Linked DNA regions of Homo sapiens: regions 1 and 2 are each linked to region 3. The links are chromatin contacts, found by Hi-C or POLR2A ChIA-PET in ENCODE. All regions are on one chromosome and are shown on one strand. Each heading gives the region's core, a stretch centred on a gene start or an enhancer-like site at or near the end of the contact. The rest is flanking DNA. Distances are from core to core; before and after follow the strand shown.

Region 1 (2,700 bases), core at 52-2,551, 320 kb after region 3:
GAGTAGCTGGGATTACAGTCATGTGCCATCATAGCCGGCTAATTTTTTGTATTTTTAGTAGAGACAGGGTTTCACCGTGTTAGCCAGGATAGTCTCGATCTCCTGACCTCAGGTGATCCACCTGCCTTGGCCTCCCAAACTATTGGGATTATAGGTGTGAGCCACCGCGCCCAGCCAAAGTCAGCTTTTTAAAGGGTTGCACAGCACTGCATATGCTACTTAAAATGAGATTATTATTCTTCATTCTTAGAATCCCAGTTAGTTTTATTGGTTGATAAATTCCCAGTTACTCGTACTCACAAGCACAACATTGATGATGAGTCTGACATATTTTTTTTTTCTTTTTTTTTTTAATTGATCATTCTTGGGTGTTTCTCACAGAGGGGGATTTGGCAGGGTCACAGGACAATAGTGGAGGGAAGGTCAGCAGATAAACAAGTGAACAAAGGTCTCTGGTTTTCCTAGGCAGAGGACCCTGAGGCCTTCCGCAGTGTTTGTGTCCCTGGGTACTTGAGATTAGGGAGTGGTGATGACTCTTAAGGAGCATGCTGCCTTCAAGCATCTGTTTAACAAAGCACATCTTGCACCGCCCTTAATCCATTCAACCTTGAGTGGATACAGCACATGTTTCAGAGAGCACAGGGTTGGGGGTAAGGTCACAGATCAACAGGATCCCAAGGCAGAAGAATTTTTCTTAGTACAGAACAAAATGAAAAGTCTCCCATGTCTACCTCCTTCCACACAGACACGGCAACCATCCGATTTCTCAATCTTTTCCCCACCTTTCCCCCCTTTCTATTCCACAAAACCGCCATTGTCATCATGGCCCGTTCTCAATGAGCTGTTGGGTACACCTCCCAGACGGGGTGGTGGCCAGGCAGAGGGGCTCCTCACTTCCCAGTAGGGGCGGCCGGGCAGAGGCGCCCCTCACCTCCCGGACGGGGCGGAGTCTGACATCTTTTCGTAACTCAAGAATCATTAGTATGACTGCCCCATGGAGGCATACTGCTCTCTCTCAGGTTTATTTCAATAATAAAACCTTTGGAAATTTTAATAGTGAAACCTACTTAAGGCCCTTTGCTCAAGAAGTCAGAATCACTGATCACTGCAATTACTCCCATGGCAGCTATAGAGCAACTTAACAGGATAATAGTGAATAAGATAAATTACACTTCAGATTCTTAATGGATTGATGTGCAAAAGTATATAAGGGAAGATGAGTGTGGGAGAGGAGTGCCTTTCAAATTTCTGCACACAGCAATAAAATAGGGAACTGGGCCATTGTAGCCATTACTGTTAGGGATTAGTCATCTAGTAACAAGCTCTGGGGCTCAGTGGTGGGTAGCACATCCTGTTTATTATAGACAACAAATTGGGTTAATTCTCTTGTTTGTGTGTCTCTGTGGAGGGGTTGGAAATTCTAGGTGATTTGCTAATTGTCTGATTTAGAATACTCCCCTTTCTACTAAATAATTAGTGTCTTTGGTGTGAAAATAGGGAGGCAGACCAGTTTTACAAATAGCTGCTGGCCTGGAGAATAACAGTTTCTACCAAGTGAGTGGTTAAAAAAGGCAGCCTGGAAAAATAACTGTGGGATGGTAAGTGTTTCTTATTTTCAAGGCTAACATAAGTTCTTCCTATGTGTTGGGGATGGAGGAGGGGATGGGTCGGTTAAGAAGTGAGTACAGTGCTTGCTTTTGCTTTGAGTGTCCCTCAATTTGTGTTTAGGAAAGAAGAGTGAGTATGTGGTTATATGGGTAGGGGGTGGGCCAGGGAAGGGGCCCAAGGTAGGAAATTCAGGAGACTTCACTGTAGTTCCACCCTTAGGGATATCCTTGGCACCTGGTCACATTATGGATGCCTCACCGTCTGCTGGGTATCAATTTTTTTTTTCTTTAGAGATGGAGTTTCACTCTTGTTGCCCTGGCTGGGGTGAAATGGTGCAATCTTGGCTCACTGCAATCTCCACCTCCTGGGTTCAAAGGATTCTCCTGCCTCAGCCTTCCGAGTAGCTGGAATTACAGGCATGTGCCACCACACCTGACTAATTTTGTATTTTTACTAGAGACGGGCTTTCTCCATGTTGGTCAGGCTGTTCTTAAACTCCCGACCTCAGGTGACCTGCCCGCCTTGGCCTCCCAAAGTGCTAAGATTACAGGCGTGAGCCACCTCGCCCAGCCAATCACAATTTTAAAAAACCACCATAGCCTAGTTAATGATGCTTATTAGCTTATTGCCACTAATCATTGTGCACACTCACTTCCTATATCAGAGTCTTTAAACTGCCCAATTTTTTTTTTTTTTCAGATGGAGTCTTGTTCTGTCGCCCAGGCTAGAGTACAGTGGCACAATCTTGGCTCACTGCAACATCTGCCTTCTGGGTTCAAGGGATTCTCGTGCCTCAGCCTCCCGAGCAGCTGGGATTGCAGGCATCCACCATCACGCCCAGCTAATTTTTGTATTTTTTAGTAGAGACGGGGTTTTACTATGTTGGTCAGTCTGGTCTCAAACTCATGACCTCAAGTAATCTGCCCACCTCCGCCTCCCAAAGTGCTGAGATTACAGGCGTGAGCCACCGTGCCCAACTTAAACTGCCCAATTTTAAGGGAACAATTGGGAAAACACTTGTTTAAAAAGGAAATGAAGGAGTTGCCACGATTGTGGTTAGCTGTGTGAAGACCCTAGAAAACCTATGTAAAC
Region 2 (2,700 bases), core at 94-2,593, 360 kb after region 3:
GTCTGCAGTGAGCCATGATCATGCGACTGCACTCCAGCTTGGGTGACAGAGCAAGACCTTGTCTCAAAAGCAAGAACAACAAAACTTTATTACCTTTAAAGCACCCTGTACTCCTCCCCCATCCCATTCCCCTAACACTTAACATGAAGTTTATACATCTTTTTCTCATGCTTCATGTCAGTTCAAACAATTATGTATGCATCTCTAAACAATATGTTATGAACTTGCCTGTTTTGAATTTTACATAATGGAAATATGTAGCAGTGTACCATTTTGTGATTTGGTCCCTGCCAATATAGTCTGCAATTGACTACCATAATTGTGTGAGCTGTATTAAATAATTTTCACTGGTCTTTTGTACCCGATTAAACACGAAGATGGGCCAGGCGTGGCAGCTCACACCTGTAATCCCAGATCCTCCCGAGGTGGGAGGATCACTTGGGTCCAGTAGTTCGAGACCAGCTTGAGTAACATAGGGAGACCCTGTCTCTACAAAAACAAACCAAACCATGAATATATCAAAGTTGGTTTTTACATTTGACTGTATGGACATCTGCTTTTTCTCCCCAATTTTTAGTGAGTCATACTGCTGCTAAAAACATTGGTGTTGCTATGAGCATTATTTTGTCTACTTGTGCATAGGTGCAACTGTTTCTCCAGGGTAATATATTCTCAAGAGAGGATGTGTATATCTTTAAGTGTACTGCATAATGCCAAATTACTTTGCAAAGTGATTGTACAAAATTATACTTTAAAAATTTTCATTTTCATTTTATTTTATTTATAAATAGAGTCAGAGACTCCCTATGTTACCCAGGCTGGTCTGGAACTCCAGGACTCAAGCGATCCTCCTGCCTTGGCCTCCCAAAGTGCTGAGATTACAGGCCTGAGCCACCGCGCCTGGTCCAAAATTACATGTTTATCAGCAGTGATTAATATACAAGCACATCAACAGACACACGCATAGCACACACATGAGCATGCACACGTGTGCGCACTCCCTACACATCTACGCATGCACACACCCATACCATCACACACCACACACGCGCACACAGATGCACATACATGCACTCACTGCACACACCGTTGTACACGATGCACACTACAAGCCACATACACGCACTACGCACACACGCACACGCACAACACCAGACCGGCACACAGACCCATAAACGTCCATCACGCACTCCACGCACGTCCGCATGCACGCTACCCGTCCCGGAAGCGTGGTCTCCGCCGCCTGCCTCTGACGAAGCTTGTCCCGGCCGCGCCACCGTCGGACGCCCGGGGTCGGAGGTCACGGCGGCGTTGGAGGTGGCGTGGTTTTTTTTTTTTTTTTCACCCGGAAACCGCGGTTGCCGGAGCCCGAACTGAGGCGGCGGCGGGAGCCCGGTTGGCGTCTGGTCTTCGCGTCGGCCCCGCGGAGCCAGACGCTGCCCCCGGCGCGGGGAGAAGATGGTGCCTAGCGGCCTCGGGCCCGCCACGCGCCGCCACGAGTGAGCCCAGCGCGACCGCGGGCGTCCGCCGAGCAGCTGGCCCGGCTGGGCCCGGGGCGCGCAGCTGCCCGCCGGGGCGGGGTGAGCCGGGGCTGGAGGGCGGGCTGGGGTCGGGCCCAGTCGGGGCTGCCCGCGGGGCCGGGAGCGGGGAGCGTGCTGGTCGGGAGCGGCTCCTCCGCCGGCTTTTTTCACCGCTTCTCAGGGTGCAGACCCCGCCCCAACTGCTGGCGGGGGTCGCCCAGCATCGGCCGACCTCGGCCTGGTCCCCCCACACTGGGGTTTGCCCACTCGCGTCCCCCGAGCCAGGGTTCCCTGCCGGCCTTGGAGATGGCGGGACTTCCCACGTCTGGAGCCGAGGCCTGGATAATTCGGATTTGGCACGGGAAACATCTTGGTCGTTTGCCATTTTTCGGCTTTGGGGAGTGTTTGCGTTTCTTCTCCGTTTGGCAGTGAAACACATCTCAGAAAGGTGGGAGGGAGAGACTCACGTACGTCCACAAAGTTAAATGGCATAGTGGTGTTCCCTGTGTCAAGCTTGGTAAATATCCGGAATGGGGTGGATTCTTTCTTCATGTTTTTAATAAAATGAGGAGTGATCGCAAGGTAATCTAGAGGCATGTAGTTTCAGTTCCCTTGATGGGGACCATCAGAAATAAAACCAGGCTTGTTGTGCTGTTTTGAGTCGTTTGAACGCCGTACCCATCGGACAGCTGGTGAGGAGGCCTTTGTGGAAGAATCTGATGTCTGAGTTTAGTTCTCAACTAGCAGGTGACAGCCCTCACTGGCTGATGAATGGTGAGCTTCTCTGAAGCCTGCTTTGTAAAGATTGTGGCTTCCGCCTGAACTGCTTCTTTCCTGCCTCAAAGGTGAGCCGCTACGGGAGGGAATGGGAAGAAAAACTCCGAGACTGCTGATGAATATGTGATAAAGTGGTTTGTCTCGATAGCACCATCAGCTTGGGTCAGCTTAGGGTCTCAGCATGTGTATCTCATTTGTAGATGAGTGTTCCATCAGCGCTTGACCGATAAGGGTGTCCATCTACTTCCTCTTTTCATCTAGGGATTCTGACAGGAAATAGACCTGTCGCGCACCTAAGGTATACTTAGGTGTGCATTGACCCTAAGTGCATTTACTCTCTAGGATTAAGGATTTGGAGTTTCAACTTGTAGTGAAGATTCTGGGAGAATTCCTGTGGCCTGAA
Region 3 (2,700 bases), core at 123-2,622:
CTCTTGAGTCTGCATGGTCCGCAATTGCTACTGCCGCTGTCAGGAACAGTGGGGGACTCCCTGTTTCCAGCGGTGCTGCTCTGGGTCCCATCTCCAGGGAAAGGCAATGCTCACGCCGGGCTGCACTTCCGACAATGGCCAGTAGAGGGGGGCCGGGCAGCTCTGATGCGGCGCTGAGGCTGCGCCCGAGACCAGGGGTGCAAGGACAGCTTCCTCCCCTCAACCAGGGCACCAGGACAGGTGGCTGTCACTAGGACAGGGGCAGATGGAGGGGGTGGGGATGGCCTCTAAGCAGGGGGTGCCCGCCTGGCAGGGGAGCCCCAGGAATGGTGGTCGGACTTCGGGTCCCGGCCAAGGCAGAGAGAATGGCTGCAGCAGATTGCGGGGTGGGGGGGGCCAGGCAGGTGAGAGCTTAGCCTGCATATGCCTCCCGCAGACCCCGGTGTGATGGCCTTCCTCACCCTGGCCAGGACGCTGTCCCCTGTTGAGTCCCACAGAACAACCTGTGAGCCTGGCTCCCCAGGAGGGGGTTCAGCCCAGGCCCCCAGGCACATCGTAGGCAGAGCCTGCCCCCCCACCCCAACTCAGGATTCCCAAGGTCTGGGGTCCTGCTCACTCCCCACCCCCGTTTCCTCCCACACTCAGCCTGACCCCAGGTTTCAGCGGGGAGAGGCCACTTCCCTCAGCCAAGGAAAACGAGAACCCCCAGAGTACAAGAGGAGGCTGGGGCAGGTCCCCTTGAGTGTCACTCCCTGCACCCCCTGCCTAGGCCCACTCCCGCTGGTGCTGGGGTTTGCACTGGTGGAGGGGGCCCCTGCTCAGCCCATCCTGGAGGGTCCCAGTGCCACCAGAGCTAGGGGCATGGCAACATCAAGGATGGTCCAGGGCCCCCCGATGCAGGATCAGTGTGTGGGGTGCAGGGCCCCCCAATGCGGGGTCAGTGTGTGGGGGGCGCAGGGACCCCTCGTGCCCAGGGCACTTTGGGGCACTGTCCCACAAGGCAACCCTGTCTCAGAGGAGGGGTCCTGGCAGACAGCACGGCAACTCCTTTCCAGAACCCAGCTCCACGCTAACCTGCCCACAGCAACCCCTCAGAGCCACATCCCCTGCTGCATCTGGCCTGCAGGGGTGTCCCAGGACACGCCCAAACCAGCCCAGCGTGCAACTGCCCTCCTACCCTGAGGATGGGAGTGAGCTTTCCAGGGGACATAAGGACGCCAGGCCTGGATCTTCTGGGCAGGAAAGGGAGTGGGTCCTGAAGGACTGTGCCCCACAGCCCTAGCACCACAGCCCCAGCACCAGGTGGACTGCAGCGCAGTGGGTTGGCCAGCGGCAGCCCGGGAGAAGCCGCCACCCCCGTCAGCAGGCTGGAGACAGCCCATTAGGGCCTCAATCACGTCTACCTTTGAGGGTGCCTGCCATGCCCTGGGAGATCCTGGCATCTTTACAGGACTGGAAGCAGGAGACAGAAGAGTGTCTGCCCCGGGCTGGCAGACGGTTTGAATGGTGAGTAAGACAGGGTTTTATTGAGTGAAAAGGAAGAAAAGGGGGAAAGAAGGACTCTCACAAGGCCAGAGTCTCTGCTACAGTGCTTCCTGCCAGCAGCTAGAATCCCAGGTTCTACACAGAAAGAAGAGGGGCCAGGCTCCTCCCTGCTACAAAAGACTGCGCCACTTCCCGAAGCTCCACCCCAGTGCACAGGCCGGTTGGAGTTTTTCCGGGGGGCTCCACCCCAGTGTACAGGCCGGTTGGGGTTTTTCCCAGGACCCCTTCCCACCTAGCAGTCTCACCATGACCAGCTCATTCTTTTTGCTATATCTACATATTCTTAAATAGATTTAATGCATGTTTTGATAATTTACATGTTTTGTGGACATTTCTATTTATCTAACCCACTGAATCCTTTTTGGTAGCTTTGTAACATTCCATTATATTAACTGACTTATTTGACTCTCTACCACTGTGCATTTGGGTTGCTTCCCCTCTTTTCACTGTTGTGCACTGCAGCTATAAATAATTTTGTAAGGACTATCTTCTTTTGGGTTACTTCTCTGCGATACATTTCCAAAAGTGGTATTAACCGCTTAATAAGAATAAATAGGTCGGGCGCGGTGGCTCGCAACTGTAATCCCAGCACTTTGGGAGGCTGAGGCGGGTGGATCATGAGGTCAGGAGATCGAGACCATCCTGGCTAACACAGTGAAACCCCGTCTCTACTAAAAACACAAAAAATTAGCCAGGCGTGGTGGCGGGCGCCTGTAGTCCCAGCTACTCCGGAGGCTGAGGCAGGAGAATGGTGTGAACCTGGGAGGTGGAGCTTGCGGTGTGCCGAGATCGCACCACTGCATTCCAGCCTGGGTGACAGAGCGAGACTCTATCTCAAAAAACAAAAAAAAACAAAAAACAAAAAAGAATCAATGTTATAGCACTAAGTGTCTATTGCTAGCCACACTCCTCAGAAACTCGGTGCACACTGTCATTAACCACGTGTACGCGCTTATTTCCCTATGGCCCTTACAACATTGGGCTTGATAATTTTCATTTCGTTTTACTGATTTTATAGGTGTAATATATGTATTTATTCCTCACTTTCTGCCAAAGAATATTTAAAGTCTATTTAAAAGATAAATGCAATTCAGCATAACAGACTAGAAAATAAAAAGAATAACAACTGTAATACCAATGCTCTGGGAGGATGAG

What was found. Hi-C counts contacts between places; a loop is a spot of excess contacts on that map. ChIA-PET counts read pairs that join two places held with the same protein, here RNA polymerase II (POLR2A). Pooled maps may share reads with other maps.
Region 1: a pooled map shows a loop between it and region 3 (2.9-fold over the local background). The contact joins two enhancer-like sites. A Hi-C loop is called at or near these places in 2 of 50 pooled maps. POLR2A ChIA-PET finds 5 or more read pairs at or near these places in 4 of 52 experiments (HEK293T, activated CD8-positive, alpha-beta memory T cell, activated T-cell and 1 more).
Region 2: a map of endothelial cell of umbilical vein shows a loop between it and region 3 (7-fold over the local background). The contact joins the promoter of TMEM248 here to the enhancer-like site in region 3. A Hi-C loop is called at or near these places in 2 of 168 maps with a recorded cell type or tissue (chondrocyte and endothelial cell of umbilical vein) and 6 of 50 pooled maps. POLR2A ChIA-PET finds 5 or more read pairs at or near these places in 2 of 52 experiments (HEK293 and WTC11).

What each region holds. Positions count from the first base shown.
Region 1 is chr7:66,876,435-66,879,134 of GRCh38, forward strand. It overlaps the pseudogene GTF2IP23. Among named protein-coding and RNA genes, the nearest start is that of LINC02604, 26 kb to the right of the region's middle. Within about 2 kb of position 1,302, at least 2 of the 41 ENCODE cell types and tissues checked have a DNase peak (open chromatin) inside an H3K27ac peak, as active enhancers do.
Region 2 is chr7:66,919,882-66,922,581 of GRCh38, forward strand. TMEM248 (transmembrane protein 248) reads left to right here and starts at 1,344. Exons shown (of 7, transcript NM_017994.5): 1 at 1,344-1,580. RefSeq lists a silencer at 1,386-1,635.
Region 3 is chr7:66,557,604-66,560,303 of GRCh38, forward strand. It overlaps the pseudogene RABGEF1P1 and the pseudogene SAPCD2P3. Among named protein-coding and RNA genes, the nearest start is that of LINC03011, 65 kb to the left of the region's middle. RefSeq lists enhancers at 1-728, 729-1,544 and silencers at 124-233, 1,571-1,803. Within about 2 kb of position 1,373, at least 2 of the 41 ENCODE cell types and tissues checked have a DNase peak (open chromatin) inside an H3K27ac peak, as active enhancers do.